Regions from separate parts of the Homo sapiens genome. Here region 1 is linked to region 2. Evidence: read pairs that join two places in POLR2A ChIA-PET (ENCODE). Cell type or tissue: HepG2. All regions are shown on one strand. Each heading gives the region's core, and the rest is flanking DNA. Links, peaks and the distances in the headings are about the cores only.

Region 1 (2,911 bases), core at 303-2,802, 220 kb before region 2:
TCCATGTTACGGACACATGCTCCAAGGAACACAGACCAGAATGCATTTAGAGGACAGTGGCCAGTATGGTGTATGGTAAAGGCCTCAAACCCTGCCACATGAGGAACAGCTGTAGGAAATGGAACATTGTCCTGGGAAAGAAAAATCTTGGTGGTGATAGCAGTCTTTGGCTCTCTGAGGGGATGTCATGTGGAAGAGAAATGAGTTGCCCAGAGAAATTTCTTGCTATCAGTGAGGGTGTTCACACATTTTTTTTTTGGATGAGCACTTGCTGAAGCTATTTCAGAGGGAGATTAAATATCAGATGAAAAGTTTGATGAATGACTCTGAGTTCCCTTTTAACTCTGAGATCCTGTGAATCTGGCTATGTGACCTTGACTTGGTCACTGAACTTCTTGGAACCTTAGTTCTTCATCTTTAAAATAATAGGTAGACTAAGGATTCTTTAGTGCTGAACACAATCTACTGAATTGCTTCCCAGAGAAGCTAGGTGGTGTTACATATTCCCAATCTTCAGCTGTGACTCCTGCAGTTAAGGTGCTTTGGTCTTAAGCAACAGAAACTGACCGTTTAAGGAAAAAAAAAGAGTTTGTTGGAAAGAAGTGGGAAATTCATATAATCTATGAAACGACTGAAGAACAAGACTTGAAGAAGGCAGAAACCAGAGCTTCCTCCCCTGGCATGCCATGGGGGTGCATTGGCTGTGATGGATTTTTCCCTTATTCTCAGGTCACTATTCAGCATTCAAAGTCCAGATGACAGAATCAGTCCCTTGGACCTAAGTTGGCCTCAAGCCTGCTCCTTGGCAGGAAGGTCAGGACACCTTGATTATCAGCCCAATGTCATCCCCCAAGATGAAATCAAAAGCTATTACTAGAACAAGAGCCAAATAACATGTACCCTACAACCTCCACCCTTTTCTCTTCCATTTATGACAGCACATCAGACTCAAGAGAGTGAGCAGCATTATAATGGAAATAATCTTCAATCTATTTCAATTTACCTTTAAAAGTGAAAAATGCACTCATCTGGATGCTCAGTTTTTACCAGTAGTAGCCCACATGACATGTCATAACTGGGTGCTGAAATGCTGACAAGTCTGAGAACACGACTCCCCTAGGAGACAGACACGCTGACGGGCTTGAGCATTCACAAACAGATATCGGATGTCTGCTATGTGTCAAGCCCTGTGGTAGACACCGAGACTCATTAAGTCAGTGCAAAAAATGGAAAGGTTAAATATTTGCCCCGGGTAAACGCAAAGGGCAAGTGTATTGCATCAGGGTTGAACAGGGTGGCGCCGGCCAAAGAGGGATTCCTTTCAGGCCCGGGCCTCGCAGTCCAAACGTGGCCCGCCCTAGCCCCACCCCCTAGTGACCGCACACTCCAGCCGTCCAATCCCGTCACCACCCCGTCCAGTCTCCACCCCGGGAGGCTCCACTCCGGGTCCAGGCCGCCTGGGGCGTTTGCAGTCCTCTGTGGGAGGTGGCGTCCCGCAGAATGAGAACATTTCTGTGCCGGGCCAGCAGGTGTTACCTGAGTAAGATTGAGATTCTCTCACCAGGCGACAAGGCTTGTTGTGCCCGAGACAGGCACAGCTCAGATTCCCTCCCCGTGGTAATTAACCCGGGGAGAAATGTAACCAATCCCCGAGACTCGGGCCTCCAGCCAGCCGCCCGCTCGCTCCGTCCTTCCCCACCCGGGAGCCGAGCCTGGAAGGATTGCGGGGGGCGGTGCGGCAGGTGGAGGTGGGAGAGTTTGAAATGGATCCTGGCTGGGAGGACTTCCCAGGCCCCCTGCCGGACGGCGGGCTAAAAGCGTGAGGCGAAGGTCGTGGAAAGCCCGCTGGGACCCACCGCGGGGGTGCACTGGCCGCTGGGTCCCAGGCGCCGCGGCGATTTACCGCGCCTGGAGGTCACCGCTCCGCGTCCCAGGGAGGGGCAGGAGGCTGGGTCCTTCTGATCCCAGAAGACATAGCAGCACGGAGACACTAATCCGCTGTTTTTACACATAAACACTTCACACGAGAGAGATTACGTACCTCACATTGCAGTCATAGAGGGATCTGTGGGTGTTAGAGGCTTTCAGCTCCTGCTCTCGGGTGCATTGTGGGACAGAGCCTAGCAGGGAGGGAGCAGAGGCCGCGGCAGCCTCTCGGGTTCTAATCTCCCACCTGCCGCTCGCCCTAGATCATGACGTCACCCTGGACCTCAGTTTTCTCACCTGCGCAGTGGGTTAAGCTAAAACCTGCGCCTCTCTGCCTTTTGAGGATAAAACTGAGACTCCGAAGAGTGTTCGGAAAGAACACGTCAGGAGTGTGCAAGGGTTTCTTTGAATTGTGGATCTCACATCCCTGTCTGGCCTGCACGTTTACTCACCAAGGAATGCCAATTTCATTGTTTTTTGTTTGTTTGTTTGTTTTTTTAATGGTGATAATTGACTTGAAGGAAACCAAGCTAATTACTTGGCTGGATGAGTGTAGAGAGGCAGGGGATGACCAGGTGGAAGAGGGCTGCTGCTTTGCAAAGATTCTCTCAGGGAAAGAAGGAATGGAACTAAGGCCTGGAGTGTGATTTTTTTTTTTTTTTTTTTTTTTTTTTTGGTAAAGATTCCTGTATTCAGAACCGCTCTTAAGTCTGCCGAGTAGAGTAGGAGACTAGGAATCATTTTGAACCAAACCTCTCATTTAACAAATAATGAAACCGAGGCCCAGATAGGAGAAAGTGACTTACCCAAGGGCACGCAGCTGTTGGCCAGTTGGCTCTGGGATTTCTTTGAGGCTGATTGAAACTACCTTCCTTGACCTGGACTTTAATTTCATCTCGCCTAGGCTCCACTCCATGTGAAACCAGGTTTTAGGATTTGGGCTTTTCCCCCAAAGAATTCATGGAGTTGTTTCCTGCTTCCAAGG
Region 2 (2,873 bases), core at 8-2,507:
GCATGCTGTGTGAAATACACACTGGATCTTGAAGACCAGTGAAAGGTCTCATTAAGAACTATGTACATCGGCCAGGCGCGGTCGCTCATGCCTATGATCCTAGCACTTTAGGAGGCTGAGACACGCGGATTGCCTGAGCTCAGGAGTTTGAGACCAGCTTGAGCAACATGGCAACCTCCATCTCTACAAAAATACAAAAAAAAAAAAAAGATTAGCCGGGTGTGGTGGTGCACACCTGTAGTCCCAGCTACTGAGGAGGTTGAGGCACGAGAATCACTTGAACCCAGGAGGCAGAGGTTGCAGTGAGTCGAGATTGTGTCACTGCACTCCAGCCTGGGTGACACAACAAGACTCTGTCTCAAAAAAGAAAGAAAAAAATTGTGTATATTGATTGTGTGTTGAAGTGGCAATATTGTGGATATATTGGGGTAAATGAGCTATAATATTAAAATTAATTTTGTTTTTTCCTTTTTTTTGAAACAGGATCTCGCTGTGTTGCTCAGATTGGAGTGCAGTGGCACAATCACAGCTCACTGCAGCCCCAACCTCCCAGGCTCAAGTGATCCTCCCACCTCAGCCTCCTGAGTAGCTAGGACTACAGGTGTGCACCACTACACCTGGTTAATTTTTAGATTTTTTGTAGAAATGAGGTCTCACAATGTTGCTCAGCTGGTCCTAGACTCCTGGGCTCAAGCAATCCTCCCACCTTGGCCTCCCAAAGTGCTGGGATTACAGGCATGAGCCACTGTGCTGGGCTGCTTTTTACTTTTTTAATGTGACTACTCAAAAACTTAACATTTTAGGCCGGGCGCGGTGGCTCACACCTGTAATCCCAGCACTTTGGGAGGCTGAGGAGGGTGGATCACCAGAGATCAAGACTTGGTGAAACCCTGTCTCTACTAAAAATACAAAAAAAAAAAAAAAAATTAGCTGGGCATAGCGGTGCATGCCTATAATCCCAGCTACTCGGGAGGCTGAGGCCAGAGAATTGCTCGAACCTGGGAGGCAGAGGTTGCAGTGAGCCGAGATAGTGCCATTGCACTCCAGCCTGGGCAAGAGTGAAACTCCATCTCAAAAAAAACTTAACATTTTAAATGTAGTTCAAATCATACGTCTATCAAATTCCTAGTAAAGCTGCAGGGCTTTGGATTAGACTGGGGTTTCTCCAGCTCAGCACTGTTGACACTTTGGCCAGACAATTGCGTGTCCAGGGCTGTCCTGGATCACAGGACGTTTAGCAGCATCTCTAGCCTCTACCTGCTGGGTGCCAGTAGTACATGCCCCAGATGGGACAACCAAAATGTTTCCTGACATTGCCAAATGTCTCCTGGGGGGCAAAGTCACCCCACATAGGAACCACTGGGTTGAACTGTACTCTGGACCCCGGGATGAGAATGGGAGGGCCTCCATCACCGGGGGTGACTAGGAACGTGGAAGGGCGGGCCTGGTCCTGCCTGAAGGAAACAGATGAACTTGCCAAGTGCCTTTCTCTTTTTGGTCCTGGGATTCTTAGGTAATATCCATCAGTGGACAGTCATGGAGATATTTCCTCACTCAATTCCCCATGGAATTTCTTAGCTTTTGGGAAGGGAAGACTTACAAACAAAACCATTTACCCATGGAAAAAACTCCAATATCGCCTTCCTTTCACTTCCCAGGGGCTCTTGGAGCCTCCCTCACCTTTCAGATGGAAAGAGCTTCGTGGAAAGAGTTGAGCCATGGAGCTCCACAGATCTGGATGAAAATCCAGACAACTTTCACTTCTCTGGGGAGCAAGGGGACCCCACACTCTACTTTTGGTTCCTGCCCCAGTCACCCTTCATTCATGGGGCCAAGCAGGCATTCTACAGCCAGCCAGGCAACTCCACCAGTCTATCCATCTACTACTCGCCCACACATCCATGTACTCAGCCACTCAGCTGTTTCCACCATCTTTATCCACCTGCCCTACCTACCACCTCCCACCAGCCCATCTTCCATCCACCCCACCCCTTCCAGTCCAACCAAACAGCAAATGAAAACTGAATGACTATGACAAGCCAGCACCATGTCAGGAACTGTGTGGGCATCACAGAACATGGCAGGGTCTCTGCCCTGGAGATATTGACAATCCAGTGAAAAAGAGAAGTGTGTCCACCAATAACTCCCCCAACCAAAGTGCATAAGTTGTTCTTCAGTGTGAGAGAACAGATGCTATAGGCCAAGATTATCAGAAAAGGCTCATGGAAGAGATGAACCGGGCTGCATCTCAGTGAACAAACAGGCTTTCGATGGGGTGGGGCTGGCAGTCCAGGCAGAGGGAAGGTACCGAGGTTCAGGGTTTGCTGGGGACAGGAGGCTGAGCTTCACCCCGGGAGACAGGAGGGGGTGTGAGCAGGGGAGTACCAGGCTGTGAAAGTCAGCTGGGGGAGCCCTTCTCTGTGGTTCCCCCTGCATTGTCTGCAAATCAGGTTAAAAGGTTCTAGAAAAGGCCTCTTTCTTCCCTCCCAGAGTTATAGCAACGACTGCAAGGCCTCCTCTTGCCACTGCCAGATGCCAAACTCTCTACCCTTTGCTGTCCCAGCCTCTCCTGCTGCTCAGCCCTAGTTCCCACTGAGCCTGTCTCCTCCACAGGGAGTCTGTGGTAAGGCAAGGTCAGGTGATCTGGTTTCTAGTCCTCCTGCCCTTTGGCAAGTTACTTCCTTTTCTCTTCCTCAGTTTTCCCTCCTAAAATGAGAAGGATGAACCACATGAACCGCTCCGATTTTTTTCTAGGTCCAGCATCCCCTGGATTGAGCCAATATTCACTAAAAAATTACTTTTGAGGACCTACTATGTACCAGGCACGATTCCAGGGGCTGGGAACAGCTGGGAATGAGACCAACAGGGTCTTC

Evidence for each region. ChIA-PET counts read pairs that join two places held together with the same protein. Peaks named below come from ENCODE experiments on the same cell type or tissue, not always from the same donor. Only the 100,000 strongest peaks of a DNase experiment are listed, where the experiment ranks them.
Region 1: POLR2A ChIA-PET joins it to region 2 with 5 read pairs; 2 of 35 experiments call an interaction of 5 or more read pairs at or near these places.

What each region holds. Positions count from the first base shown.
Region 1 is chr1:201,169,449-201,172,359 of GRCh38, forward strand. It overlaps a transcript of TMEM9 not described here. Among named protein-coding and RNA genes, the nearest start is that of TMEM9, 16 kb to the left of the region's middle. RefSeq lists an enhancer at 1,800-1,959. In HepG2, for the core only: a CTCF peak has its summit at 1,801; DNase peaks (open chromatin) are centred at 1,263, 1,773 and 2,073; H3K4me3 peaks cover 1,038 bases.
Region 2 is chr1:201,389,462-201,392,334 of GRCh38, forward strand. The region is part of intron 1 of LAD1 (ladinin 1); the gene reads right to left. Among named protein-coding and RNA genes, the nearest start is that of LAD1, 8.4 kb to the right of the region's middle. RefSeq lists an enhancer at 1-268. In HepG2, for the core only: no CTCF peak of the experiment used is centred there; no DNase peak of the experiment used is centred there.